Regions from separate parts of the Mus musculus genome. Here region 2 is linked to region 1. The links are chromatin loops, found by intact Hi-C in ENCODE. Cell type or tissue: left cerebral cortex. All regions are shown on one strand. Links, peaks and the distances in the headings refer to the core of each region. The heading gives the core; the rest is flanking DNA.

Region 1 (15,604 bases), core at 3,160-11,159:
GGATACATAGTAAGTTTGAGGTCACTCTGGATGACATGAGACATTGTCTCAGAAACAGAAAAGCAACACGGAAAGCAACACTATAAAGACATCCCATTAGGGTTACTCCTAAAAACATGAGGTGGAGAGAGAACAATCACCACCAAATGTGACTCTCATTATGCTGAAGTTTTAAGGAGAAAAAGACAAACCTAAACTAAACCAGTTTACTAAACGGAAGGAGAGTCAGGGAAAGACTAGCCGGGAAAGACTTTCAGAGGGCTCAGCGTGCTTGCTACAATTCTCTCTCTCAGACACTGGCAGCTTTAGTTGGTTAGCACAAGGATACAGATAAATGATCATCTCCAGAGGGCACAATTAGATATATCTGTTAGGAAAATAGACCACACAACACTCCCAAAGCACAGCCAGCCATGTGCTTTATACGTGTTAACTAAATATGACTATCAAAGGCTGTTCTGAGTAGGAAGTTGCTCCAGTGAATGAGAAAACATGGCAGCCTCACTGCCACATCCTTCCAGGAGCCTGATAACAAACAAAATGGCCAGGGGGCATCAGCCACCCACTGCCTTGGCTCATGAGTCTGTGCTCACTCAGGTGCCTCTGGGCTGCCGTTCTGCACATCTGCAGTTTCCTCCTGCATGGCTCAGAGCAGTGAACAAGGGATGGAGAGGGGATGAGGAAAAAAGCAACCTGCAGACTTTCAGAGTTTCCTCCTCGACATTGGAGAGAAAGAGAGGTGCTGCTCGCTCATTATTGCCCCTCCCTGGCTGGTCTGTCTCCCCCCAAGCAGCCCTATCCCTTGGTATAACCTGAATGGTAAAAGAGAAGAGGAGAAGAGAAAAGAAGAGGAGAAGAGAAGAGAAGAGAAGAGAAGAGAAGAGAAGAGAAGAGAAGAGAAGAGAAGAGAAGAGAAGAGAAGAGAAGAGAAAAAAAATTAACCTGCTGCCATGAGAGAAGCTAATGGAATTACTTCTATTGAGCATCGGGATAGTTGAGTTAGAGGGACTCAGGAAAGATTTTGGCCAGGACAGTGATGTAATAATATAGTATGGTTGGCAGCACTGAGTGAATGCTTTCCATGTGACAAGTGGCTTATGTCATTTCATCCATAGCCCCATCCTCGAGAGAGTTAATGTCCAGGGGCAGAAACATGAGTCAACGGGGTCTCAGCCTCTGGCCACATCTTGAATCCATATATTCCCTTTCTGCACCAACTTGAACCTTGAGACTAGCCATGTGGAGCCTTATGTAAGAGGATAGGGTCTACACGAGCCTGTTGGAGCGTGATGAGATCGTGCCAGGAGGAATGGGCTGGTCAGCATCCAGTAGCCCCACATGCTCCAGAAAGGACAACAATGGACTGACCAAGATGATAATTAGAGGTGACATGAACAGGGTACTTAGCGATTTAGTGAGGGGCAAGAGGGTAGTACTGATTAGAGAGGCCTATGTTCCAAGATAAAGGGAGTAAGGAACTGAGCTTTTCTGTGGGTGCTTTTCTTGGATTTTGGCGTCAGTTAAAGAAGGATGGCAGTTGGGGGTCAAACCTACAGAGAGGCAGACTTACAAGAAATAACAACACCCACGGATTTCCCAAGACACAAGACAGGCCAGAGCACAGAGCAAGCACAGGCCAGGGAATGGATCCCCGGCAGGAACAGCACCCTGTCTTCTGATGTGATGAGGGAGCAGAAAGTCAGAATGATGGCAGGCAAGGTGGGGATTTGTTATCTGAAGCAGGGGATGTTTTATTTTCACCAGCTTGCTACAGATGGAGGTCCACATGAGAGCAGAGGGCTTGGAAACAGATCTGGTGGAGGTTGAGCATGGACCAGGGTAACAATGTGTGGCTCTGAGCTCTGGGACTTCTAATATCAGCTGGCCCCTGCAGGACTGTGCATGCTGTGTGCCCCAAGATGCTTGGGTAGCACCTGTTCTGAGCAGATCACCTGGCTTCTCTGTGACAGAGCCCAGTTCACAATCATCCAACAGCCAGAACTAACCAAATCTGCAGGGCCAGAACCTATGTTCAAGTTCAGAGTTTAAGAACTCCCAAGGCAGAGTATCTTAGCACAAAAATGCTTATTTGGATGAAAAAAAAAAAAAAAGAAGAAGAAGAAGAAGAAGGTGGTTGGGGTCCAGGCTTCCTGAAGCTCATTGATCACTGAAGTTGCTTGGCTGTCTTGGCTGTTTGTAGCAGTGTTCTAGTGTGTGTGTGTATGTGTGTGCTTGTGTCCGGGGGTAGGAGATGGGGAGGGATAAGGAGGGAGGAAGGGAGAGAGGTAGTCTACTGCCTTCAGCTCAACTGGGATCTTTTGAAAGCCAAACACACAGCTTCTCTAGGACTGTAATCATTACTCACTTTGTTGTTACACCTTATAGATGTACCTGTAAGATGCACAGTTAGCCACTCCTATAAACATACAAAGCACAGGATATCATCAGAAAAGTGTTTGGCTGGGGTCTAGAAGGCCATCTGGATTAGTCTGTAACTGGCTGCCATAAGTTCAAGTCCTCTTCTAAGCCATGCCTTACTGCATCATAACAGATAACTTCAAAGGTTTACCAAGACCATGCAAAAATGCTCAGCGATGCTTTCTAGCTCATCTCTAACTGAGATGTGCTTCATCTGTACACACTTTACATGTCTATGACAACACAGTGTGGTGATAAAGAGCATCTTTGCAATGAATGGTCCCTCTCCTGCATCTCTAGGACAGTATAGACTGATGGAGGATGACGTCAGCAGAGGTCAGCAGAGGCTATGTGGGTAGCTTTAATTTCAACTCTAAGTCAATAGTGATTTATAAAACCAAAGGATGGAATAGTTTCCCTGAGTTTTTTAAACTTCACATGGGACATCTAGAGAGGAAATAAACAATTTGTCAGACAAGTGGAGAGACATTTAAGAAGAAAAGGGAGAGACTAACCATTGCAAGAGTTTTCTGGCCAGGTGTGGTAGAGCATACTGTAACCCTGCTACTGGGAGTTTTAGGCAAGACTGCTTGGATTTTGAGAGGCCAGTATGAGGAATAAGACCTCTCTCAAAACAAGTAGAATCAAAAATTCTCTTTTGAAATTATACCAAATTTTATGTGACAGCACTGACTATGTCATTGAATTACATCAAATTGTGTTATAATTTCTCTGAAACCCTTAAAAACACTTTACAAAAAACGCCTTATAAACTGCAAGACAAGTCCCAGAGGATGGGGCTGAGGAGGTAGTCTGGTCCTTGCCTTTGAGTTTTAAAAGTATTTTATTTTTTCTCTATCTTGTATTTGTTTGTTTATTATCTATCTATCTATCTATCTATCTATCTATCTATCTATCTATCTATCTATCTATCTATCTATCTATGATTATCTTGTTTTAAGACAGCATTTCATTTTATAGCCCAGGCTGGCCTCACATACTCCAGGAAATTCTCCTGCCTCAGCAGGATTACAGGTGTGAGCCAGCCTGGCTTGTCTTTGCCTTCCTAAATAAAAAGTTTGAAGCCCAGGAAACTTGGTCATTCCTCACCCCGTGGAGAAGCAAAGAAGTGATCATTTTCTTAAAGACCCTGGTGTAGTTGTTTAAAACTACACAGTTCCTTCGCTCTCGCTTCAGTATTAATGTCTGATTCTGAGTATACTCTCTACTTTTGGTTAGTGTATGGAAGGCTCTTCTAGTTTCCATTTTTCCTCCTTGGAATTCCCACTTCTTTGTCAGCATACAGATATATGGGCTCCCCAGTCCACACCATAGTCAATGTAGATTGTACTCTGAAAATTATATCATGTTGTTGGAACCAGGAAGGGACTGCATAACTCAAAGACACTGTGTAGAACGCCCCCAACCCCCACCCCCCGGAAGGTCAGCTTGGCTCGAGTGCAAATGATTTAAATTCTGAACTCTGAGAGTCTTGGGCACTAACTGCTGCTGTATCAAAGCTCTTGTGTCAGAGTAGGGTTGGTAAGCGATGCGGAAAACCAGGAAACGGAAGGCTATGGCACAGTCCCTAACTTTGGGATGAGAGGGAAAGACCTGGAGCCGGCTGTCAGCCTGGGCTAGGGTGCAGGGAGGAGCCGGGGAGGGAGGGAAGGAAAGAGGGAGGACGCAGCAGGAGAGGGGAGAGGGGCTGGCGGAACCCAGAGGCCGCCTCTCAGGGCGCCTGGCGGGCGCACCGGGTCCCGCGTGGCCGAGCGTCCAAACGTCGGAGGCGGTTTGAGTGGCGGTGACCAGGCTGCCCCGCGCCATGAGGACTCGTCTGAGATGAGCAGCCCACGAAGAGCGGTGTACGCGCCTCTCCGGAGATCGCTAAGCGAGCAGCTGCGGGACTCCAGCGCCAGAGCCTGGGATCTGCTGTGGAGGAACGTCCGCGAGCGGCGGCTGGCAGGTCGGTGTCCCGGGGCCCTGGGTGCAGGTTCTGACCAGTCAGATCGGGCACAGTGCCTGACAGCTGGCCTGTGCGCGGACCAGAGTCCTCCACTCGGGCGGGCGCAAAGGTAGCTGTGACTGTGCCCCAGATTGGCATTTCCACGTGGCTGAGGGCTGGCAAGGGTGGCGCGACTGGGCAAGAGCTTACCGTAGTGGTAGAGACTAGAAGTTTGGAGGGAAACAGGTGAACAGTTTTTGAAAGCAAACGACCACACACCACCCCGATGCCCTCAGGATCCGAAGTGTCCATATAGGAAATGCCTGAGAAAGACTTAGGAATTCATTGCCCCAGGGTCAGAGGAAGAGAAACTGATTATTCCTAAGGGTTCTTAAGAACGCTTGCTTCTTTAACCCACACCCAGCTTATGAGCTGTGGCCACAGGTGTGTGCCAGCTCTGCGGGGACCATCCTCTATCTCCTGATGCGGCCACAAGCACAGTGAGTGGTCTGGGCTCCCCACCCCTGAAGTCACTGCATTACACCTGTTCAGTAAGACAAAATCCTCTGAGTCCACCGGCAGGCTCAGAGGCAGAGGCCTCCTTTGCCTGGTGGGAGCTGCCAGAAGATGCTTCAAGAATTACCGAGAGGTGTGACTGGAAGGGTTTCTGAGATGATCGTGTCTTGTCTTCTGAGTTTGTCTTCCGTTGGAGTGGAAGAGAATTATAGAAGGGAAGGTATAAAGCCTGGCAGAAGGAAGGAAAGGATGACACAGGTGAAAGAGGCTTGACCTTTGAGCTCCTCCTTTCGCCTATTTAACCCGCAGAACAAGTCTGCCCCTCCCCCCCCCCCTCCCCGTCCCCCGCCGCTCTCTACACCAGGTGGTGTTCTACCTTCAGAGTCAGGCCACCACATTCTCTCTCTCTCTCTCTCTCTCTCTCTCTCTCTCTCTCTCTCTCTCTCTCTCTCACACACACACACACACACACACACACACACACACACACACACACACACATCCGTGGCTTGAAGCATTCTGAGTGAGATTCGGCAGCCCAGGTTCCTTTGAACAGAACACCCTTATCAAACTAACTCAGAAGTAGGCATTGCAAATGATTCTGACACTCAACTTAGTGTAGTAAGCATTAAATGTTTACCCATATTTCCTCTCCAGCACAATGGCTCCATTTAGTAAACACCCAAGAAAAACAAACTCTACCTATACCTGCCTCCACTGGACTCAGAAATAAATTGAGGTCAACCCAGTAATTTTGACTGTTGTTCCTTAAAGACTTGTAGGCACATGGTAGACGCCAGTGGGTAATGGTTAAGAACACAACCCATCCCATCAGGCCCCTGCAAGCGTGTGTCTTGTTTTCCCGTTATAATCTGTAGGATGGAAGGAAGCTTCTGTGCACAAGTGAGCTTGCTGCTTCATAACTTAAGAAATCTTATTGCAAAGGACCTGTTGACAGTGTCTGTTGTTTAATCCTGTGGCGTTTAAGTCAGTGGTTCCTCGGAAACCAGAAGGCTCTCCAGGAGGGTTGCCAAGACTGTGCTAGGTTTTCATAGTTGAGACCAAAGAGGACTACAACTTCTCCAAAAAGAGAGCTTGGAAGTGAAAGAGGTTTGTAAATACTTCACGGGCATCTTAGACATTGCGGTTTGAGCAGTGGAGGCAGGTATAGGTAGAGATTTTTTAAGACCAAGCATATGAAGTTAGATATTAAGGCTAAACGTAGCTTCAGAATGTTAAGTGTAAGAGTTCGCTCAGAGCGGCACAACTATTTTTTTTAAATGGTGGTATGAGGTTTTAAAATGTTTAATCAGAATATTAATATCTGCTTACCCATAATCTTCTTACCATTCTGCTAACAGCAAATGCCAGAAGGTTATTCAACTAGGACCAAACAATTCTCTGTAGAGTGGACTTCAACTTCTGTTTCTCTAAGCTGCCGGGCTGCTTGCCACAAAACCAAGCCAACCCCATGAAGGAGCTTTTAGATGCAAATTGATTTTCTTGGGTTTTCTTGCTAAAGTAGCTAAAATATGGAACTTTGGCCACGAGACACTGAAATACTTAAGTTATTAATGTTGGCATCAATTCCAGGGGAAAGTGCTCTCCGTTGGTGAAAGTCATCTTTATAAGACTCAGTTCACAGTTCACAGTATCAGAATAGCTCTCCAGAGGACCGTGTCCCCAAGAGCATGTGCTCAGGGAGGGAGGTACCCCAGTCTTGTTTGTTTGGGATTTTGTTTCCTTTATTTTCTTTTATATAAAATAAAAGTTTTGTGCCGGCTTCTCTTTAGCTTGCTAGACTTTTCTCCTTTAACCTAGAGGACCAGTGCTGAGAGCCTAGCTAGAGTGCCCTGAAGGTATTGGAAGCCCATGTTCTAACTCCACATTTTTCATGAAAGGTTGTCTAGTCAGTTCAACAGAGAGGCAAGAGGAAGTGCAGCTGAATGAGAACAAGTAATTAAAGGAGGACATGATTGCTTCCACAAGGTTGCAGTTTTTATTATAAATATTAAGGAAGAACACAGGCAGAGGCATCTCAAAGAGTCCAGAGCGAACATGACCTGCCAACTGATCAGGGCCATGTGGAGAGAGAAGGGACAGGGGAGAGCCAGAAGCTAAGATACCAAGAGACCAAGAGAAGAAAGAACCACACACCCAAAATGTCTGGGTTTTATAGGTCAGGTAGGGACTCAAGGATGCTGGGAGAAGCTGGTGCCAGCATCAGCTTTGGTATGTTAATAGGAACCTCAGCCATTTGTTCTGAGTTTGAGAACTATCCCAGTATAAGCATAGCAAAGCCTATGGTATTCTGTACCATGTGATCATACATAATGTGAAAAACACATTTCTGAACATAGGTCGCAGTGACTATAAGAAAAGCAAGTAATAAATGGCCCAGAGCGATGCCACTAGCAAGTTCTTGTCCAAGAAGAGGCAGCAGGTGTCCATCTGGGGCCTGCCAGTTCTGCGGACTGGAACAGCTGAAGGGGCTTTCAGTAGACAGGCACATTTACCAATGCACACTTCCTCTCCACCAGGGTTCCAATTCCCATGGAGCCAGCAAGAGTCTTTCTCATCTGTCACCTCCGGAATCATTATGTCAGTGGTAATAACTGTTTATTTCCCAAAAGATGAATCTGGTTTATCCAAAGCAGGATTCAAATTCAGGCCATTAAATGTTAGAGGAAACCTATGCCCATACCTTAGGATTAGAAAACATGGAGACTGACAGAGACATTCTGTTACTACAGCTGGACCTAAAACCTTAACAAAAAGAGCGTGAAAATCTGCTGTTTCTCTCCTGGACTAGCAAGGATAACCCTGTGCACCTAGCCAAGCTTGTCCTCAAACCATTCTGCTGTAGTGGTTAGTATATTAGCTTATAAAGGTTTGAAACAAATCAGTAGTCATGCATCTTGCTTGTTGGGGCCTGTAGGTGTTCACCCCACCCATCACCAGAACAAGGGAGGTCGTAAACTCTAAATGAACTACCATGTTTCCCACGTAGGTAAGTGACAGGGCCTTTGGTGGCCTCGGTTCTGCAATCAGCGGATGTGAGCTTTCTGTGCCCAAATCATTAAGCTCTTTAGGCCCAGCACACCCATCACCTTCTGGCACTCCTTAGCACTTACTTGCAGCTTCTTTTCAAATGTTAATGATTGGGAAACAATATACAGTTTCCTTCCCCTTCAGACTGGAAGTCCCTGGTGTGTTTGACTCCCTTATACTGGCATAACAATGTTTAAGTAGCTTGTACGTTTATTGATACTAAGTCTTTGATCTCTCTTTTAAAAAAATAGTCTTGTGTTAAATCATTTCTCTGAGACACAGGAAATTAAAACTGCTACCAAAAAATATACTAAGTTAAAACACTGAAAAGTTTCAGCTATGTTAGAAACAAGTTTTCCACCAAGTTTCCATGGGTTCTTGTTAAGACAGGTTCCTCGATTCTCAAAGTCAAGAGCAGTGTTCTATCATGCGATGTAAACAGATTGGGACTTCAGTGCAAAGCGGGATGGAGAATAAAGAGTGGTCCATTCAATGTTCCTTATTAAAATCTGTATGCAGTGACGTCACAAGGACCGGGTGGCTCCAGCAGATCCTTTTCATGTTCTGCTATCTTTGCGTTCCATCACTTTGGTAAGGAATAGTTGTTGTTGTGTTGGAATGGTGCTCATATCTGGACAGATCACACCAGGCCAGCACAGCTCCAGGGAGAAGTTTATTGGGAGAGAAGTGGGGAAGAGTAAAGGATGAAGGGGGGTGAAGAAGAAGAAGAATAGGAGGAGGAGGAGGAAGAAGAGGAGGGAGGGGAAAGGGGAGGGGAACAAGAGGAAGGGGAAGACGAAGACAGAAGAAGGAGGAGAGGAGGAGGAAAGAAGAAGAAGAAGAAGAAGAAGAAGAAGAAGAAGAAGAAGAAGAAGAAGAAGAAGAAGAAGAAGAAGAAGAAGAAGAAGAAGAAGAAGAAGAAGAAGAAAGAGAAGAGGAGAGGAGAGGAGAAGAGAAGAGAAGAGAAGAGAAGAGAAGAGAAGAGAAGAGAAGAGAAGAGAAGAGAAGAGAAGAGAAGAGAAGAGAAGAGAAGAGAGAGAGAGGAAGGAAGGAAGGAAGGAAGGAAGGAAGGAAGGAAGGAAGGAAGGAAGGAAGGAAGGAAAGGGGGAGGGAGGATCGGGGCTCAGCCTTTTATTTGGGCTACGATGTGCACAGCAGCGCACAGGTGGGTCAGCAGGGGCAGGAGAAGTGAACGCTGGGAAGGTATAGCGGTTGCCATGGCAACAGACACGTGGTTCCTTGTTGCCTAGGATGACGTCATCATTGGATTCGGAGGCTGTAGGCCGCTTCTGAGGCCAACAATAGTCATTGCTGCTCTTACAGGGTTTTGTCTTTGATGCCACTGCCTGGAAAACACGGAAATGTGCTTAATAGTAACAGTGACAATCATCTAAACAGGGCTTATCACCTAGATTGGAGCTCTTCACCTTCACTGCTCTCAGGATCACCACTGCCTTCCAGAGCATCAGTACCAAGCCCCTCCTTGACCCTCTATTTCAGATGTGGGATGGTGTACAGCTGGCGCTGAGGACCACTGATTTATATCAAGTTCCCTTGATATAACTCATGAATAATAATTAACTCATGAAATGTGGAGCTCAATATAGTACTTATTCAAAACGAGCAGACCTAGCCCAAAACCTCAAAATCTGAAATGCTCCAAACTCCGAATTTAAAGCAAGCAAACAAACAAAACATATCAACAGGAGGCCACAGGTAGAACAAGCCACCCTCTTCTTGTGGCTTGTTCACAGCTCCCTCAGCATCCCACAGTTTCAAAGATTCTGGAGCTCTTTCAGCTGTGAAAAGTCTGTAGACTTTCATCCAGCATGAAGTTATTAAACATAATGAATTAAATTTTATTCAGATGACATGTATAACATATATACAACACGAGTGAATTTTATGTTAAGATTTGATTTCCACCCCTAAGATTTCTTTATTGTGTCTATGTAAATATATTTCAAAATCTGAAAAAAAAATGACTGAAATTGCATTGAGGCAAAAAAGATAGTCCAACTCTGTTGTAAGCACAGAAGCAACGTTCTGTTTAAGGGAGGTGAGTTTACCCTATTATAGAGCTAGCACAAACAAACAAAGAAGTCAGCAGTGGCTGAATAATAACATTTTTTTAAAAAAAATTGCAAAAGCGAGTTCATGACAGGAAATGATGTCAGACACATGGCCAGGATCAAGTGGCCATAGGCTTAGGTTGGGCTTGCAGCCAGGGAAAGCTTGGACTTACATCTAACATGGACTTTACAAAAAGGGTAAGACCAAATAAGTTGTCACCATCAACGGTGCTGCTAAGGCACACAGTAGGCATGAATGGCAGCTAAGGCACACAGTAGGTATGAATGGCAAGAGGAATGGTGGTGGAAAAGGATGGCAGAAGCAACAGCTAGTAGTCTGAAATTCCTCCAGAAAGCCATCCAACATGCACTTGGAGGATTGAATGGCCTAAAACTGCCAGAAAACACAGATATTTTCATTAAGATTCAGTAGCAAAACTAGTTATGAAGCAGCAACAAAAACGATTTTAGAGTTGGGGTTCCATACATGAAGACTTAAAGGGTCACAGCAATAGAGAGAGTGAGAACCACTGATCTAGAAGAATCCATAAGAAACAAGCACAGTCGCTAACAACGGTCCTAAGATGAAGAGTCTGGGTAGATGCTGGCACAGCACCATTTTCTTCTTGCAACTGTTGGCACTAAGATGACTCGTGTTTGAATCTTTTTTTAAAAGTTTTTATTGAGTTTACATCATACACCCCAATCCCACTCATCTCCCTGTCCCCTCTTATCTGCCCTTAGCCCTCCCAACCTCTGCCTTTGCAACCTTTCCCCCACCCCAAAGCACAAATAAACAAAACAAAGCATAGAAAATACCTCATCTTGGAAGCTGTCGTGTGTCTGAGTTTGAATCTTAATTCTGCTTGCTAATAAGCTGTAGATTTGGGGTCAAAATTCACCTCAGTGTTCTTAAGTTTCCTTAGCTTCAAAAGAGTGGCTAAGCATAGTACGCACTTCTGTGTTGTCATGAGAACTGAGTTACCTACCAAAAAAAAAAAAAAAGTAGTCCCACTTCTGCCCTCCAATAACACTACATGTTAGTTTAAGCAAAGGTGTATCTGAGGTATAAAGTGCCAGAGACATAAGATCTCGGTGTTAAAAAGATTCCTTTAGCACTAACCATAAGCCACTAGTCCTTTCAATTCTGAAGTAATCTGCTGGTTCCTGTGTATGTGGGTCTCGTTAGGAGCTTCCAAGTGATAGGACCTTGGACTTTCCTTATTCTGACAGAGCTTCAGTCAAATGCTGAATATGTGGATAGCAGCGTCGGAGTCGGATCCATTGGCATTTTAATATGTTCATTGATTATGCAAAAGATTTTGTCTTTTGGAGACATGATCAATTTTGATTTGTTTGTAATACTTACCATCAGTTTTGGGATAATACAGCCAACAGTTATTCACATGCCCTTGGCTTACCTGGAATTGGATGAAAATGGGGTTAAAATGAGAGAGATGTTGAACTAGATAATCTCCGATATCCCTTTTAGCTTTTCAGTGAAGCTGTGTAACTGGGCTGAAGGGCTAATTACATCATCAGTTGTTTTCAATCCCTCTGCTTTGTGGAGTCTGGGGGATGGTCTAAGGGATGAGAGAAGAGAAAGGGGCAGAGGACCACTCAGCACTCCCGGTCCCCCCCACTCCCCCCCCCACCCGGGGGCAGTTTCAGACTCTTAGCACAGCGCAGCAGAGTCTCACAGTGGGTACCTCCTAGAACTGGAACGACATCTGCCAGAATCAGAGAAGAAACGTGGAGAGAAGATGCTAGAGCCCCGGGCCTGGAAGCACCTATAAAATCTATACAATAGGCCGGTGGCAGGGCTCATAGGCCAGGGCACCTGCTGCCAAGTCTGAGGACCCGTGTTCCAACTCCAGAAGCCGCACAGTGGAAGGAGAGAGCCCACTCCTGAAAATTATTCTCTGCTCCCCACATGCCTGTACCCACAGGCTCTGCACTGCAGTTATACCGGGCTGCTTAGCCTCAGGGGCCATCTGAGGCTAAGCCCCATCAGCCTTAGTTTCCAGTGCAGAAGTCTGTAATCCCGCCCTCTTTTCCCCACCCAGCAGCACAGTCCCCACTGCTTAGTCCAGTGTTCTGGCATTAACATTTTGAAACTCATAAAAATAATTCAAGTGCCATTTTAATTTTGCACAAGGTCTTACATGATAAATGATTACACGCGCAGAGGAAACCAGGCTCTTACAGTATCGGGCTCTGCTTTGTAAATTCACCTTCAAAAGGTTCCATTTTAGTGTTTGCTGAGTATAACACTGTCATAATGAAATGAGGCACTAACATCGTCTTTGATTGTCACCGGGTTATAATGACTATAGTTCATTGATTACATACATTGAAGCAAATATTTTAATTTCTGTTTTTAAAGTATGCGGCTTAAAGTATGTCAGGCAATTGGGACAAAGCACAACCCTTGTCATGCTAGACTCCCTGATGTATGTGTTGAACCTTCTTAATTAAGCTGGTCCTTGATTAAATATTTACTTATTGTTTTTTACAATGCCCATACAGATTAATTCATTAAATTACTTCTATTTAAGTCATTAAAGCTATTTCCTGTGTGGCATTCACCTGTGGTTTTTACCAAGAAAAGGAAATTAGCTGCAGTAATAAAAACCTCTCGTTCATCTTCAGGGATTTTTCTGGATCTCTTCGCCAACATATGATCTTGTCTTAGTGCCCATCTGCCCCTGGAAAGAGTATTGATAGAGTCAAATCTCACCTGTTGCATAGGTAAAGTCTTCCTTTACTAACAGCAGCTATACTTAGAACTGCTTGTTTGCTAATCTAAACAAAACATAATTATTTCTGGCCAATGAAGAAAATAAGAGCGTGGGCTGAAGAGATTGCTCAGTGGTTAGAGCACTGGCTGCTCTTGTAGAGGGGGAAGACCTACGTTCCCAGCACCTGTGTGGTGGCTCACAACTGTCTAAAACTCCGGTCCCAGGGTATCTGATGCCCTCTTCTGGCATTTCCAGATATCTGTATGTACACATAATGTACACACAAGCAGGCAAAACACTCATACCCATAGAAAATAAAAATAAACACATTTTTAAAAATAAGAACATTATGTTTTTTTCTCAGCCTGTATCATCTAAGAACATATTTAAGTGACTCTGAATAAGTAAGTAAGTAAGCCAGAAGAAGATCTAACCAGCTTACTGTAGACATTACCAGGAAGCTGGCCTTCCCGACAGTAGGACGCTGGCCCTCAGGTGGGCACGCCCCATGAAGAGACGCTAATGACAGTGGCTTTTGTGGATCTAGTTCTGAGCACAAGGGAAGCATGAAATGGCTACTTCATAGAACATCTCTAACAAGCCTGATGTTCCAATAAGTCTGTAGTAAATTAGATGGTCATAGCCGTGCTGTTGTTATTTACAATTTAAACCATAGGGCCACTGTTGAAATGTCTCCTGGATTCATGCTTGGATCTAATGATGACTTTCATGGTTCTATCTGTCTCTGGGCCTCACACTGTTCCTAGGGGCATGCCAGCTGCCCCAGCTTAGTACCAGCATTAGGGATGAGTGTTGTGTTCTCATCCCGTGAGTGCACTACTGATATCTATTGTGGTAAGTAACCATTGGGAGTTCCTACCCCACCTTTAATATTTAGTTCCCTAGTAAAAGACATACAATTTTATATTTATAATAAGCCTTAAAAGACTGGCGCTGGGCTGATATCAACCCTCTATGCTATTATGTCTACTTCCCTGTCTTCTTCAATTGGCCAGGCATTGAGAACAATGGCTGTGTTCTCATGATCCACCTACCCATGGAGTCTTCTCCCTTCTCTTTTCTTTCTTTTCCTCTTCGTGGTCTCTGCCCCAGACCCCAAGCCCAGGAACTGAAACTCTGCCTACCTCTCTTCTTCTTTACATAACCAACAGTTTTAAATCAAGGAGCAAAGTTATATAGCACCATTTGGTGTACTTGCTAAGGAGATCCTGATCCTGATGCCCCTCATCAGGGGGCAGCCAAATCTTCAGAACCAGTATTTAGCATTACAATACATAACAACGGATGTCATTCTATTAACATTCTATTAACAGCTACCTTGGAATGTGTCCTGCTGAGTGTCCAACACCTTGCTAAACATTTCCCTTCTTTTCTTATTTAGTGTCCAGACATCCTGGTAGGCACCACCGGAACAACTGTTCACACACACAGAATTTTACTGCCTGTTGGAAAAAGGCTTCTTAACAGGCTGATGATGCAGACAGAGGTACACTTCCTCTGAGAAAAAGCAACCTCTGGGCATGGGTTCAGTGAATGCAATCTGAGCCTGGGAAGTTTCAACCTCATGACACCCATAAATACTTTGCCTGGGGAGCAGCCCAATACCTGCATGTTCAGTTGCCTTCCTCACTTCATAGTGGAGAAGCCAGGGCCTGGAGAAGTCAAGTGACTTGCTCAACATACACATTTGTGAGGCTCGGAGGGTACAAAGACCCAGACCCTGTTCCTAGTCTCTAGCACTGAAGGCGTCATGACATTTCATGGGTGTCCTAGGGACAAGGGAGTAATACTACTTCCAGAGTCCTGTGCCACAGCTGCTTCAAGACAACCCAGGGCATAACTGAGGGAGTTTTGCATGGCATTTCGGCATCTTTGGGTTACTACTGTAATAATAACAATGATTCATGATGACCCTGAACATTTGTGTAGTGCTTTGCAGCTCTATGTTTGTTCATTACTAGAAAAGTAGCTTAGAAAATCAACAGGTTCTCACAAAGATGCACGTATGGAGGGCCACAATGGGCATAGTGATCTCTATTACATTAATTGTACGGTGGAAGAAAAGAAAATTCACATGACTCCTAAAGGTCCAATAGTCAGAAAATGGCAGAGGGAATTTGAACTCTAACTTCTACCCCATGCTTGCTCTTCTGGTCACCATTGTCCATGTGAGCTCAGCTCTATCCATGCCAGTCAGTTACTGTTTATTGAACTGACAGCTCCCAAAATAAACAGCACACCAGACCTGTTGATAAGGTTTCCTGAAATCCAGGCCATGTCCTCACCAGATCTATTGTGTCTGAGGGATGGAGAGAAGGAGGTTGAATGTGTTTTAAAAAACTTTTCCAGGTGATTTAATTGTCTCTTTGACTATAGACTGTACCTGGTATTTCACTCTGGGGGTGACTGAAATGGCTCTGCATGGTAATGGCTACTTCAAGTCCTACCTGTGTTATCACCAAGATCTAATAATAGACATGCCTTGTGCTATCCAGTCTCTGATGGATTGACTAGTGTCATTATGCCAGTGTTCACTTTGCCTTCTACCCTCCCTCTCATCTTATAACTAAAGAAAATGAATGACTGTTATTATAACGTGTTGTGTGACACTATTCCTGGAGAGATACAAACAAAGATCTACTGATCCAGTAAGGAACCAAGGGCAGACCAAAATACTGACATCAGCAAAGTCGAACTTGGTGGGATGAATTTTACGGAGGTTACTTATAAGAGTATGAGTGAGAGTTTACTTACCTGACTCAAACATAGCATCGCCAAAGCCCACCTTAGCATGAGTGATGGCTCATAAAACCCAAACACTGTTCAACAGGTTGGAGAAT
Region 2 (15,604 bases), core at 3,831-11,830, 88 kb after region 1:
TGCTTTGACTTTCCTCCGTGATAGCCTATTACTGGAAGCACAAAATGAAATAAACCCTTCTTTCCTCCCAGGTTGTTTTTGGTCATGGTGTTTGTCAACATGCAACAGAAAGCAAACTAGAACATTCACCATCTTTTTGTTTGTTTGTTTGTTTGTTTATTTTTCAAGACAAGGTTTCTCTGTATAGCCCAGGCTGTCCTGGAACTCACTTTGTAGACCAGGCTGGCCTCAAACTCAGAAATCCGCCTGCCTCTGCCTCCCGAGTGCTGGGTGGGATTAAAGGTGTGCGCCACCACGCCCAGCAAATATTCACCATCTTTAATCCACTTGAGCACATAGACAGAACCCCCGTGTGTATTTCCTGATGCCGTAGGCTCATGGAGTAAAGGAGTGGGTAGGTACTGTTCTATCCAGCCCTAGGTCAACCGGGGTGGACCTTGCTTCCTTTGTGAAAGAGCATGATCATTTGTCATCTGAAATCACTGTCTTGCTTTTCTTTGATGCTCAAACATTAGATTACATCCCTTGGTTCCATGATTGAATGTCTCTGAAGACACATACAAATTCATGTCTGTGAACATGAATGTCTCATTACCCACACACCAAGAAAAAGGAATTACAATCTTGAAGAAATGGCCTCTCTTTAGCTTATTCTTCCTGTGTTCTCTGAATCAATCCTGACCTTTCCCCTGTACCCTCCAAATATCCTCAGTGGTTCTGTGAACAAGGAACACTGTCCTGAGGCAGTCTTGTTCTCTGCCTGGACACAGTAAACACAAGCGTGTATTCAACAGTATAGAATCTGCGCTTTCCACTTTAAAGTTTATTAAAGTTGTCACATGGAAGACAGAGGATCTTTCTGGTGCGACAGAATGACAGATCCACTTGCCGTGGCTGCTCGTAAATTAGATTGGTGATATATTATCTGTTGAAGAAGAAACTTTATCTTAATAGCTACCGTTTGGGCATCAGTCACCTACACCGCAGTCCCACTCCCCCCTCACAAGCAGGGAGCTTTCCACAATTTGTACGTTTCAATTAGGCTGCCGTAAAGGATGAGGTGCCCGAGGGCATTAGTTCATTACTGGTATCCAGCCATGTTTTTCTTGATAAATGACATTCTGAAAGCCTCCATTCCCAGCATAATCACCTTAGGGGACCCACGGAGTATGGCCCCACATGATTCAATTACAGCTAAAAGTTGCTCTCTTCCCAGAGCTTGGAGACTCCAGAAACCCATCTGCAGCCTTTGGCATTTGCAGGATCTTTTTCCTCCCCTCTCTTTTTCATGCACTCTTATAAGGATTCAAATGCAGACAAAGATTATGTTCTGCCTGTCTTCCCACTACCGATTTTTTTCTTCCTATCTGATCATCTTTGTAAAGTGCAGCATCATGTTTTACAACAGTGAACCCAGTTTACCAACAAGTGAGCATATAAATCAATTGACTCCAGCTTTTCCTCCTATCCCAGCAGTAAAGGGTGTTGAGGGTCCTACAGATGCACAGTAACTTACAGTATCCCACAGAGGCCAGAAGAAGAATCCTCTGGACTTGAAGTTACAGACGGTACTGAACCAACATGGGAGAGCTGGAAATCAAACTCAGGGCCTCTAGAACAGTGACCAGTGCTCTTAACCATCTCTCTGACCCTTCATTCCATTGTTTTAAACATTTTGTTTACTCCGAAAGGCCAAGAAATAACTTACATCTATTTCAGTAACAGAGTAGTTGACTGTGTAATTTGTTTGTTTGGTTTGGTTTGGTTTGGTTTGGTTTGGTTTGGTTTGGTTTGGTTTGGTTTGGTTTGGATTGGATTTCAAGACAGGGTTTCTCTGTGTAGTCTTAACTGTCCAGAAACTCACTCTGTAGGTTCTGGTTTGAACTCAGAGATCTGCCTGCCTTTGTGCTCTGAGTGCTGGGATTAAAGACATGCACTACCACCTATGGCTGAAAATCTGCAGTCTTAAATAGCTTCTGTAGTAACTTCATAAGCAGACCCCTAGGGCTGGAGTTACAAGTGGTTGTGAACCATCCAATAAAGACCTCCCCCTTCTTCCGAGTCCACAAAGATGTGCCTTCTTCCTGGTGCTCAGTGCTTCAGCCATCATATTGCTAAGGAAATAGGGCGGAGACACTCCCAGAGAAGATTATTGCTGTATGCATCTGCTTTAGTGCTCAAAAGTATAAAAACTTCCGCAAATACACAAAGGATCAAGTGGGATCAAGTGCTGAGATGTGCTGAGAAGTGCTGCTGAGGCCAGGTTCTCCTGCACTCAGACATCCCACATTCTTCAGTCCTTTGTGATGTTTTCACGGAAGGCTCAGAAGGGGTATGCAGCTAGTTCTGCTCCTTGACAAGTCAGAGGAGAGAGCAAATCAGGGTCCTCTAGGAGGTTTGGACCCCCCTTCCCGGCCAGCCATAAATCTGGCCTTCTGACTTGAATGGCATAGAGGATTTCATGTCTCTGAGTCCAAAGATGTTGTCAGTTGACCCACTTGAGTCATTTCTGCACTATTCACTCAAACTGAGAGACCAGCTTTGTGTCAGTTTTCCAGATGGACATCTGTAAATCTAAGTGCACTTGTATATTTCTAATTTCTGAATTTTGAGTGCGTGTTAGAGTCACACTTAAGCCTGGTCAAAACACAGATCTCTACACGTCACCCCTGGAGCTTCCAATTCACTGAGTCTGGGATGAGGCTAAGCACGGATGTCTGGACCTCACCAAAGAAGTTTGCAGCTGCCTTGGTCCCTGGCGCCCGAGATGCTTCCGTTACTTCTTTTTCAGGGTACCGCCGTCATTTGGGACCCCAGTCTCAGGCCAAAACAATTATCTGTGAAGTAGATAGGGTTAAGTCACTTACTATGTATTTATGTCCTAAAACCATAGTGATTTCTTTAAAGCACCCTTAAATCAGAAGAAAACAATGTAGTTAGCCATAGAACCTCCTTGCAGATTTTCAAACCTCGGGTTCCTGGTATTAAATAGGGTAACATTTGTCTAGAACCCTATGCACATTGGCTCACAGACTTTAGTCTCTAGATGGCTTTAATACTTAATGTAGAATAAATGCTGTGTAAGTAGCTATCATGCTAAAATAAGCACAAGAAGAATGCCTGTACATATATTCCAAACAGGCAAAATCGTTTTCCTGAGTGTTTCCCATCCATGACTGGATGAATCTCAAGGTTATAGCACATAGATATGGGGAAGGATTTATTAATTACTAATAAACATCTGCCTACATTAGAGTTTAAACGCAGGTAGGATGCTGGGGGGGGGGGTCCCATCAGAAACTGGAAGCTGATTGGCTGCTCTGTTGCTGATTGGCTGCTGCCGGTCTCATTCTCCATTGCATGTTGATTTTCATGTTGCATCTGCCTTCTCCAGGCATGGCCTCTGGAAAAGGACTGTCAAGGGAGAGGGTCTCCAGTCAGAAGTGCAAACTACTTTGGATTCAGTTTGTCAGTATCTGACAGCATCCTGGTGTGACTGTAAAACTCTCAAAGTTTAAAATATCCCATGGCACCCTGTGGGTTTTCCACCGTGCCCCAAGTGCCCTGGTGCCCATTTAGGGAATGGAGGGTTTAAATGTCATCATTTTAAATTTAAAAAAAAAGTATTGAATTTCACGTATATTGGTATTTTACTTACGTGTATGTCTGTGTGAGGGTGTTGGGTCCCCTAAAACTGTAGTGTGCTGCCATGTGGGTGCTGGGAATTGATCTCAGGTCCTCTGGAAGAGTAGCCAGTGTTCTTAACCACTGAGCCATCTCTTCAGCCTTCAAGTTTCCCCATTTCTGTTTAAATCGATCTGCTTTGAGATTCTCTTTGAGACCTAAGGAAGACGTTTGCTCAGCTTTCTTCCTCCCTGTGATTCTTGCAGCAATTGCTAAAATGTTTAGACTGTAGAAAAGTAAAAGTAAAAAAAAAAAAAAATGTAAATCAATTCTTACAGGTTAGCCAGGTGTGGTAGCACGCACCTTTGATCCCAGCACTCCGGAGGCAGAGGCAGATGGATTTCTATGAGTTCCAGGGCAGCTGGAGTTACACAGAAAGACCCTGTCTCAACCAAAGCAAGCAAACAAGAAATACAAGTTTACCAGTCTTGAAATAAATGGTGTGTTCATTTCTGTAGTAGAGGAAGTGGATAGGAAGGGTCAGAGAACATGACCACCGTGAAAAGCTATCATACAGAAGGCTCCCATGTCAGTGTGGGTATGAAACATGCTCTTCTTCAGACCTGATGGAGCCTAGCCATGGGCTGACAAATTATTGCTCTCACATTATACCTAGGAAGCTGGTATGTCCTATTAGGTAACTTGGTTTATGCAAAGAGAATATTTTACCTATCTTTAAGGAAAATGGTTTTTATGAAACCTGGCTCTCATTTTTTTTTTCTAATTGAAAAATTCTAACTTCATAGCTAATTTTAACAAAACTCACATAAGGTCGGTAGATATCAAGTAATTATTTTGCCAATGTTAAATCCATGGCCAGCCAGTCATGGATGTGAGAAGGCTGGTGAGTTACTAAAGCTTTTGGAAAATCCCCATGGAGAGAGAAGACAGTGTGGGGAGTTTTGATGAGGCTGGGCTACCAGGAGGAAGGCTGGTAGACATTGAAGGATAGCTGAGTTCCCAGGGTCCCCAGTTTCTGGGTCCTCAAGAGCATTCTCTCAGAAGAATAAATTCAGAACACATGAAGGACAATGGGGACCGGAAAGTCAGCACATGACAGGAGCAGTGTGACCATGTGGTGTTCATGGCAGGGAGCAGGTGTTCAGAAACTGCTGCTTGAAACAGCACTTCAGATGAACCAGGCTCGCCCCTTTTTTGTCTCTGAGTACCTGTACTTGGAAGCCACGGGTGCATATAAACATATAAACCCGAGAATGAGCTCAGATTATTTGCAATGCCCCGACCCTGTGCACTGAGTAATGTTCCACCTACATTGTTGTTTCTAGTGTATGGTGGCAGGAGCAATCAATCAATCAATCAATCAATCAATTTTATTAACCAAGTGCTTCTATCCAGCCTGCCATGGAGTATGTATAGTTGATTGAATACACTAGCCTGTGATCTGTGTGATGGAGCAGAGGCCTCCTTTCCTTGGTTTCAATTGCTTAGGTTCAATTGGCTAACTGCAGTCCAAAAATAACAAAGGGAAAATTCAGAAGCAAGCACAGATGCCGTATAATCTTATTATAATGACTTAGTATGATCGTTGTTAATCTTTTTTTTTTTTTTTCTGTTAAATGTTCATCCTCCGTGAGGGCCTTTCTTGGAAGACATCTGGTGGGGAGTGAGATATGCTGAGATAACCCGGAGCTGGGGGATTGTTTCAGATAAAATTCAGAAATTCCGGGGGCTGGTGAGATGGCTCCTCAGTTAAGACTACTTAATGCTCTTTCAAAGGCCCTCAGTTCAAATCCCAACAACCACGTGATGGCTCACAACCATCTGTAATAAGATCTGATGCCCTCTTCTGGTGTGTCTGAAGACAGCTACAGTATTCTTAACACATAACAATAAATCTTTGGGCCTGAGGGAGTGGGGTGGAGCGAGAGGCACTGGAATGAGCAGAGATCCTGAGTTCAATTCTCAGCAACCACATAATGGCTCACAACCATCTGTACAGCTACAGTGTACTCGTATACATAAAACAAATAAATAAATCTTTTCTAAAAATTCAGAAATCTCAAGAAACAAACAAAAAACAAAAACAAAACAGAAAAACTCCACAGAGCTAGGAGTCAGAAAAAGCCATGAGTCCCAGGTGGTCATGCAGTCAGGGCTGTTCTAAGGAATGAATCACTTTCCTTTCTGTGGTCCAACACAGAGTACAGTGCCTGACAGAATGGATGGATGGGATGAGGGGAGAATGGTGGAAGTTGCTTATGGTGAGTTATTTAAAGCCAGCAGGCACTCTCCCCATGTCTGTCCTCCTTCCTCCGGTCTTTACAACAGCCAGCCTTCCAATATCCAAACATTGGCACTGGCAGTGAAGCCAGCCAGGGGGTGTCCTATGAGACTGTAGAACTCCTTAGGCTGTGATGTCCTCTCAGCCACTGGTACTGTGGCACCACTGGGCCTTGTCTCCCCTGTTCTTGAGTAGTGTGCTACCAATGGCTTCCCATTATTGTTCCTGTCTTTGATGGTTCTGGGGATAGGATGACCACTCAAGGGGTTTCTTGGGAAGAAAGTCTTTCCTTTAACCCTGCAGCTCATCCTCGGTATGGCTTAACCTCCTCGTATCTTTCTAAGTCAGTGTTGCAGTCTCCCCAGTAGGAAATACATGGGGTTTGGGGTTTGGTTCTTTGTTTTTGTTTGTTTTCGTGTTTTTTCCTCTTCCTTAAGTGCCCGCAGCACTGAGAGTTTGCCTGTCTTTTCCTTTTGTGGTTCTGGAACTCTTTGCCAGATTCTAGCATCACACAGCTGTAATATAAGCAGAGACAAAGCGCCACGGTATGCAGCTGGCACATCAACAACTGTACATAAGGGTACGGTCTGGGAGCAGATGAGCAGAGGCTGACCTTGGGTATCCTAATGGACAAATAAACCATTCTTGACAGGAGAGAATACAGATGAATCAACATGAGAGTAACAGGAAATAGGCTGAGATTTCAGCAAGAGGGAATACTGTGCATCAAGGAGCAACCCTTGACCAGAAGGATGTTGTAAAGTAGGGGTGGGAGAACGTGACTATAGCTTTAAAAAGATTATGAAATCTCTACTCCCAAAAGCACGGACTATCTGAGTGTCTTGGTTTAAAAATGAAGATTTTTCTGAAATAAGAGAAGGTGAAAAGAGTGATTCTGGAGGCAGAGCTTAGGCTGGTGGGGATTGCCATAGAGTCTTTCAAGCAGCTTCCCTAGATGGGCCACATCCAGGTCTCCTTTCAGTCAAGGTGAGAAGAACGTGCCCAGGCTATTCTCTGCCTACATTGAGAGGTTTGAGAAAGAGGGGTCACTCTTTGACAGCAAGATTAACTGGAAACACAGGGTGATGTCACAACAGCAGTGACTCTTCTCACCTGGGATTGATCTGGGGACACTGATGCTCACAGTCCTGTCTGAAGAGTGAAGTCTCCAGGTCTTCGGCCATCTGCTCGCAATAATGGCAGATTCACTTTCAGATCCCATGACCTCTCAGGGTGCTCTTGCAGGGGTTCTCAAGGCCTGGGGTGAGTGCTGCTTCCCTTAGAGTGCAGGCAGGGTCACCTCAACATCTGAGGCACTCACTGGGGTTCTCTCTGCCCTGATTCTGGCAGCAGACACTCTCCAAAAGAGCCTGCCACATTGTAAACCCATTAAGGCTTGACTCCCTGGGGACAACAAAGAGAACTAACTGCCTTTTGAATGTGGGCTGTGTGGAGGGGACAGCAGTGCCTTCTGGCACCGGGGCTTGTCCTCAGGGCCAGGGTAATCTGTAGGGAAAGTTACAGGCTTCTGAGGGGATATTTTCACAGGTTCTCCAAACAAAAGGCTCTTTCTTTCCACTCTGTCCGACTCTCCTGCTAATTAACTGAGCCTAGTGGAAAGCAGGCCACTTCTGCAAAGAGACTCCTGTGCACGGGGTGCTTAGGATGTTTTTGTCTTGTTTGTCCGAGGAGGCACTGAGAAGGCCCTATTTGGGGAGCTGGTAGCAAGGCTGCCTGCAGACTGTCACAGGACACCTCATTTCTTCTAGTAATTTCCCCCATATGCACAGCCCAGCAAGCTGTGCTCGCCTGGCAGACATGGTAAGCACCTCGTCTAGGTCACTCAGTCCCCTCCTGCAATTGATTGTCCTTCACCTCAGGGACCATTCAGTCCATGTCTTCTTGGCACTCCTGGGCTGTAGCTCACTGACCTCTGTTTACTGCCCTGTTGTCGCTATTTAAGAAGTCCCTTTCCAGACCATCTGTCTTAGATTGCTATTCTGTTTACTTTCCCGCAGGCCCAGGGCCCTGTCTCTTGTATGTCTTTTGAATTCAAAATGCACTGGAGGACCGGGAAGCTCATTAGGCAAGCAATTTCTATTCCAGCGTCTGCTTAGGCAAAGTTTGCCAGAGCCTGCCAGCCTTCTGGAATTGTGGCTGAACCTTTCGAAACTTAGCTTTTAACACTGCCTTTTTTTTTTCTTCCCTTGTTTTGTAATGTTTATAACTAAGTACTATGCAGTTTGGAAAGAGTACTGAATCTTGTTTGTTTTATTCCTGTGTATGACCTTGACCATGAGGAGACATGTAAATTTGATCTGACTCTTATCAGTATTGACTCAAGATTTCTCATTTGTTTCTGTTTAGGCCGGTTTGGTTATGAGACTCGGGGTTGGGGGGGAAGCTCTTCACAGGCCTCTAGTGGACATGCAGCAGAACTGTTGAAATCTCACATTCAAATGCATTGGACCTTGGTGTGGAATTAGGCAATCGCAGAAATAACATTCTTTGTTGGTATTTCAATTAAGGATAAGTCATTGCATTTGTGTTAAAGGCAAAGGGAAGAAGAGTGACCGGAATCAAATTCGTGTTTGCCTTTGGCAGATCACTACCTAGTGGTCAACTTCTGCCGGCTCTATATTTATTTTGGCTTTTATTTGTGTGCCTATGGGTTTTGGGGCCTTCGTGCCACAGAGTGTAGCATGTGAAGGGCAGAGGGTAGCTTGCAGGAGTCCGAACTCTCCTCCTCCCTGTTCATCTCATGTGGGTTCTGAAAGAATAAAAAGGGAAAGGAATGTGCCTGATTCCAGTGAGGCATGGTGGAGGAGATGGTTCATTGTTGACATGGAAGAAGGTGGGAACATCTGGGAGGGTCCAAAGTAGACATAACCCTGAGCCATTCGAGGAGAGGGGGGAAGGGAAGAGAGAGAGGAGAGAGAGGGGAACCAGCAGCCAGGAGGCCCAAAGGTACAAAAAGAGACTAGGTAACCAAAATGGTTAGATTATATAGCGAAGGGAAGCTGGAGGAAGGGCAGCCCAGCCCAATGGGCTGGAGAATTCAGGGCAGGGGATGGAGCACACCAGCCAGCCAGGATGGCCCCTTATCTGGGAGAACCTGGAAGCCTCTCCTTTGATATGTTAAGTAGGCCCCTCTGCCATTTGTCTAGGGTTTGAAACCTAACAGTTTCCAGTCCTGGAAACAAATGCCTCTTCCCTCTGAGCCTTCACCTTCTCCTCATGCAGTTATAACTTTACCAAATACTTTCGCTAGAGCAGCCATACAGAACAATAAAGAGTCTTATTTCATCAAAGCAATTTAATTGTAACATCACCTTATCATTTCAAGTCAACTGCATTGTGAATTCATTTTGCCCAAGGTTGGTGAGGTCTTTGAAATACCTGCTATTTTAATAGATTCGTAGTCTGAATGCTTCACCTGAACTAAGCAAAAAAAAAAAAAAAAAAAAAAAAAAAATCACAAGTCCTTGTCAAGAAATATGTGAAGAATCATTATGCAGAGAGAACCCCACCCTTCCCCGACGCCTGAATCCCACTCCCCACCCCCACCCCCCACCCCACATACAGTGATTTTCCATGAGGGCTCCCTTGCCTCTTCATGCTTCTGTGCCTCGCTTTTATGTTTCCTTTGCTTGAGTAACTCCACCCTTGCACCACTTAACCCACCCAGCAAAATCCTTCATATCCTTACCCATCCAAATCAAATGTTCTTTTTTCTTTCTTTTTTTTTTCTTTTTTCCTTCTCTCTCTCTCTCTCTCTCTCTCTCTCTCTCTCTCTCTGGCAATTCTAACACACACACAGAGTAGTGGATTCTGCACCACTGCTGCCTATTCACTGTATGATAAAGTTAGTTTATAAAGAGCCTGTTTCTTTCTGAGGATGGGTCTTGGACTTCATGTGGCCCATTAGGCTATATTCTGACAAGTGATGATGTTTGCAATGTCCTCTGTACCCGGGCATTTAGTGAAGGTTTCTTTGAAGTTGACTGCTATCCCATGGGGTGCTTATCCTTGGTAAACGGTCAGGGTAAGGTGTTGCATCTCATCTTTTTCACGTCTGTGTGTCTGTGTGTCTGTGCATGCGCTCAGGTATCCTTGGAGGCCAGAAGAGGGCATGGGGTCTCTTGGAACTGAAGTTAAAAGCAGTTGTCCGGTGGGCACTGGAAACTGAACTCAGGTCCTCTGGAAGAGCATCGTTTGAAAGAAAATGCCCAAGTCTTCAGGGAAAGCAGCCAGTGCTCTTAAACTCTGTACCTTCTCTGTAGCCCACACATCTCATGTTCAGGGTGGAAGTCCACCTACAGCATCCTCACTTCCTCTGCTTGCCTCCTTCCTCCATGGCTACTTCAAACTTAAAATGAGATTAAAGGCTCACGTTAACTGTTTGATGGTGGTTGTGATTGATTGAAAGCTTATCTGAAACTTAAAATGAAGTGTTCTTCCTTAGCATCAGGCAAGAATAAGATGTCAAGCAACTCTGCTGTTGATAAAGTTGTTTGAATAATGGAATGCTGGCATCCCATATGCATCAGAAGCCATCCTCTCTTTTATTTATTTCAATTGTATGTGTCTGTATGTTTACCTGCATGGAAGCCTGTGTACCGTGTGTGTGTGTGTGTGTGTGTGTGTGTGTGTGTGTGTGTGTGTGGGCGGGCGCGCGCGTGCGTGTGCCTAGTATCTGGGGAGCCCAGAAGAAGGTGTCAGATCTCTTAGAACTAGAATTAAAGATGGTTGTGAGCTACCATATGGATGCTGGGAACTGAACCCAGGTCCTCTGTAAGAGCAGCCAGTGCTCTTAACCACACAGACATCTCACCAGCCCTTTAATGTCTTTTCTCATAGCTCTGATGGCTGGAAGACTGATCTGGGCAGTCAGCATGGTGTAATTCTGGCAAGGGTCTCACAGCCAGTTAACCCACTGGCTCATTGGTGGATTAATCTACCCCTTCAGCCCCCACTCCTTTCACCACCCAACACTGCTACTCTGGGGGCCAAGTATTGAACAAATGAAATTTGGAGAACAAATAACTTGAGTAGCTGTCTACCCAAAAAAATCAAAAGTCCAATAAACTACATCTTTACACTTAACTCAGAAAGACAGGTTTAAAAGAAATGGACAGACAGGATGGTTCTTTATATTTTATATACACTGTATTACAGTCTGTGGTACTATTATTTCCTGAAGGAGCAGTTATAGTCAAGCTGGCTCTACTACAACTTTCCTTGGACTGTGGCAAGATTGGTTTTGGGATGGCCCTGCGACTCTGACTGTTAAAAATAGAAGTGAGTGAGTTCTCATCCAGAGATCTAAGAGCTTGTGTATAACTGCTGTGTTCCATTCTCATTGTTACCGAGGCTACTACGATGAAGTCTGTTTCCACAACTGTAGTCAGCCTGGAAGGAATGAAGACAGTCTAAAGAGATACTTGCATCTCTCATTCTATCTGTCTATTGAAAAAATGGAATCCAAAACAAATGGGAATTTCCCCAGGAATCTCCTGATGGAAGAAGAAAAAGGCCCCTGCCAGAGGGAACTTACTTTCCTGAAACAGATGAGACTAGAGCCCAGACAAGGATGGGTCAATGGGGGATGGGACCACACCTTGATTAGATGTGTTTATCCTTGGCCTCCATTTAAACTGTAATTTCACTTTAGAATGGATTTGGGGAATTCTCTGAATTTCTTTGTCATGCTTTCCAATATGGCTACATTGAATAAGTCTTTCTCTGTCTCTCTGTCTCTCTCTCTTTCTCCTCCTCCTCCTCCTCCTCCTTTCTTTTTTTAATTGGCTTACTGAGAACAGGTGGCTGAACCTGTCTTGGGGCACAGCTTGCAAACCCCAATGCTCCTCCTCCCTCCCAAGTTTGATGACACTATGAAGGACTAAGATGGGCCATGTTCTACCGCCAGTCTTTGGTGAACATACGGAGAAGTATGCTCTCATTGTGTTAGCTGCTAAGATTTGGGACTAATTTGTTACTGAACCATAACTTGGCCTGTCATAATAGAAAATATAAAAAGATAGAACTGTTTCCAAGATCTAAGTCAGAGGGAAAAAATATGATGGCATCTGCAAAACCTAGAAAACCTAAAGCATTATCTCCACCCCATGAGCAAACAATATTATTCATCTTTGTTTCCATCCATGGTGTCTAGGTTACATTCAGACAACTGGTCAACCAACATCCTCCGCTTTAGGACTATATATGTTATCGTATATAACCATTAATGTTTCTCCCTACCAGGAACTCAAATAGACTTTGGATCACACAATCATATTTCCCCAGAGAAATATGGTGGGGTCAACCAAGCCTATGGGGGGGGCACACTTTGGCTCAACTGTCTCTATAGACATCACTGAGCAAACTTTAAATCTATAAAATGTTTAACTTTAAGAAAATTACTGGTGCACATCTAATCACTATCTGATATCCCCAGGCACTCTCTAAGTGCTTAGATGTGTGAACTCGTTCACTCCAACTTATATGACGAAAGCATTACCGCTACCCCCCTTTGTAGGGAATACACAAGGAACATTGCCCATACTTGTGAAGGCCAGATGTAAGCATAAGTGAGGAGACCGAGAACTACACTGTTAACTTTTCTAGATGGAAGCTTGAAAGACATGTACCACAGACGAGCTCCTGAAATGTCTGGGCTGTCTTCACCTTTGCTGTATGATAGCAATGTGAAACATCACAGCCGAGAAGGCAGGGTCAGAGCTCAATGTTGCCAGGCACTTTCTGAACTTCTGTCCTCAGATAACTTAATATCTCGCTCCAGACTCTCAATGCTGCCAGTAAGTGCTGTGTAATCAAGGACGAGCTGGATGACTTCCACCAAGGGTTTTTTTTTTTTTTTTTTTTTTTTTTTTATAAGCTATCAGATCTGAACTTAATTAATCTACAGCCTGTTTTCAGAAATGAGATTCTCTAGTAATCCCAAGAAGAAAATGGTTTCCTTTCCCCTGTTTCCTATGAAAGTTATTATATTTACCAATCATTTAATTTATCAGTGTTTCACAGGCCAGTGACCAACATGAAATTAATCCTGTCTTAGGAAGACTGGGCCTGGGAACAAGGAACAAATTATAGCAGATAGAACAGGGGCTGTGTGGGGGGGGGTTTCTTTGTTTGTTTGTTTGTTTGTTTGTTTGTTTTTTGTTTTGTTTTGTTTTTTAGAGTACCAAAGGCGTTTTCCCTGTGATATTATCCATTACCAAAGAAGAGTGCAGAACATTTTGCTGGTTGCTAAGAATTTCAATGGGCTGAGAATTTTTAGGGCCTTGCTATTTATATGTATGGAGACAGCACAGATGGCTGCCTTCTCCCTTCTTTATCTGTAATACAGATCTATGAAGACGAAGGAAAACAGGAACACCATAGAAATGAACAGAAGTGGGACCAGAAAAGGGCAGCAGAAGATGCCCTGGAAATGTTCTGCATCTGTTAGTGCTCCCTGAACATAAACAAGGTGCTCATGTGGAGCTGACGGTCTGAGACTCAGAAGGGTCTGGTCTCTGGTTTCCGTCTTGAAATACTTAAAGTTTTTATTAGTTGCAGCAAAATACAGGAAACCCTCTCCTCCGTGTTCTTGTAAAGATTTCATTTTTTATTTTATTCATGTGTATGTCTGTGCATAATGTGCATGTGGTGCTCAGGGGGACCAGAAGAGGGAGTCAGATCCCATGGAATCAGAGTTACAGATGGTTGAGTTACCATGTGGGCACTGGGAACTGAACTCAGGTTCTTTGCAAGAGTAGCTCTTAACTGCTGAGCCATTTCTCCAGCTCTAATTCCAGCGTGTATAACAATGTCTTTCATTGCTGGCTTACAAAGTGCAGATACATTGGTTTTGGGGCAAACTGCTCTCCTCATGACACATGGGAGGCCCAAAAGAGAAAAAGGAGTCTCCCTCAAGGATGTGTCCACAATTGTGTAACATCCTCCAACTAGGCTGCACCTCTCAAGAGTCCCATCATCTCCCAAGCATCCTACCAGCACAGACAAAACCTCTACTATACTGATCTTTGAGAATTCTGATCTAAACCATGTCTAGTGAAGGTAAGCCAGGCTGGGACAAGCAGGTCATGCCATGAACCCAGGAGTCCTTCCATGAAAGCAAGACTCAGGTGGCCAGATCTGCAGGTGCCGTGCTGAGTGTCTTTTCTCTTTCTCCAGAACACTCGCTCTGTGACTGTATTCCCTGCCTGCTCTCCTCTGAGCTGGGCAAAGTGTTTTTAAGTCATTATAAACAGTACTGATTTGCAAGAAGCAATAGCCTGTGTGTCTCAAGGGAAAAGTCTACAGTCAAAAAACCCAATGCTTCATAAAAAAAAGGCTTTACAGTGATCTTGTTCCCCTGCAAACAAGGCTCTACCCTGCTGGAGGCTCCTACTTCTCTGAGCGGATCTCTGGCTCCTGACAGTGGGGACCACCTTGGAACTCAAACTCTCTGAGGTGTTCAGAAACACAACTCATTTTTTAAGCTTTCAAGCTCTGCGGCCTTAGCCATTATAGCAGAAGGAAAGAGTGTGTGCAAAGTTATGGAAAAGAAAAAAGCTAAAGCTTGTGGTATGTTCTGAAGTCACTGGAGGGTCGTGGGAGCACGCAGATGCTTCTGTCACTCAGCGCTGATGTTCTGCCTTTGAACTACTAGGGCATTACAGGAGAGAAGCTAATCTTTTGTGGCCAGCACAGCTTGCCTGTGTTGATAAGTGTGATTAACAACACTAAAGTCAAATACATTAGCAAATGCCTTATAGCTGCCAGGAACGCTCATGGCCACCCACGCTTCACAGCTAAATAAGAAACACAAGTTTCAGGAGCCTGGGATTCCTAGATCTGCTGTATGTACATGCCTTCAGCTTTGATTTTCAAGTTGGTTTCAATCAAATCGGAGAGCGCTATTGTTAGAAAGCAGCTACATATAAACTGCCACATGAGGAATGTGCTTTTTTTTTTTTTGTTTGCTTGTTTGTTTGTTTGTGAGAGATGCTTGCTTGATTTTCAGAATCTTCTACGGAATCTGCAGGCTTCTCTAAATTTAAAAGTAGATTTTTAAAAAAAATCTAGAAACTTCTTTACACAACCCAGTGCTTGAGCCTAACCCTCAACCAGAAGTCAAAAGTCAAAGGCTCTCTAGTGGTGAAGCAATAAGTCAGTCAGTGTTCCCAGCAATGGAAAGGGCCCAGCTTGCCCAGGGAGCACCCTGAACCATGTGACCAGAGGCTTTGTTCTTTCTTAACTGAACCTTCATTGGCATGTTAGCTAAAGCAGGCCCTGTGCTTGAGGTGATAGCAGAATTTGTCTTTCTCTGCCCAAGATAAAGGATATCCCTATTAAAATCTTGAAGGGATATAAAATTCAATTCTTACAAGTCCTGGGTCACTAGAGAGTAAGGGAGGAGAGGAGTAGACAGAGTTAGAACCGGGGTGATTGTACATGAAGGGAAGGGTGCAGGTTCCAGGAGGGGTTGATCCTGTCTTTGCCTTAAACACATGAGACTGGCTTGCCCAGGCAGGGAATTTACACTTTCTGCCTCGCCGTGGACTTTCCCTGTTTTGCATGGCTGAATGCCAGAGCTCCAAGTGCACTCCCCACTACGAGGCACCTAAAAGAAACGAAAAGCCAGCTCCACGAAGCACTAGATGTGTACGA

The links. Peaks named below come from ENCODE experiments on the same cell type or tissue, not always from the same donor. Only the 100,000 strongest peaks of a DNase experiment are listed, where the experiment ranks them.
Region 2: it touches region 1 in a loop (2.9-fold over the local background); 11 of 42 quality-filtered maps call a loop at or near these places.

The regions. Positions count from the first base shown.
Region 1 is chr5:151,222,371-151,237,974 of GRCm38, reverse strand. It overlaps Gm52834 (a long non-coding RNA gene), which reads right to left and starts at 6,354. Exons shown (of 3, transcript XR_003956031.1): 1 at 6,212-6,354; 2 at 5,007-5,108; 3 at 880-4,587. It also overlaps a transcript of Stard13 not described here. In left cerebral cortex, for the core only: no CTCF peak of the experiment used is centred there; DNase peaks (open chromatin) are centred at 4,477, 4,971, 5,861, 6,384 and 1 more place; H3K4me3 peaks cover 1,314 bases; H3K27ac peaks cover 1,045 bases.
Region 2 is chr5:151,135,181-151,150,784 of GRCm38, reverse strand. The region is part of intron 1 of Stard13 (StAR-related lipid transfer (START) domain containing 13); the gene reads left to right. Among named protein-coding and RNA genes, the nearest start is that of Stard13, 47 kb to the left of the region's middle. In left cerebral cortex, for the core only: a CTCF peak has its summit at 8,353; DNase peaks (open chromatin) are centred at 7,434, 8,002, 8,351 and 10,211; H3K27ac peaks cover 1,933 bases.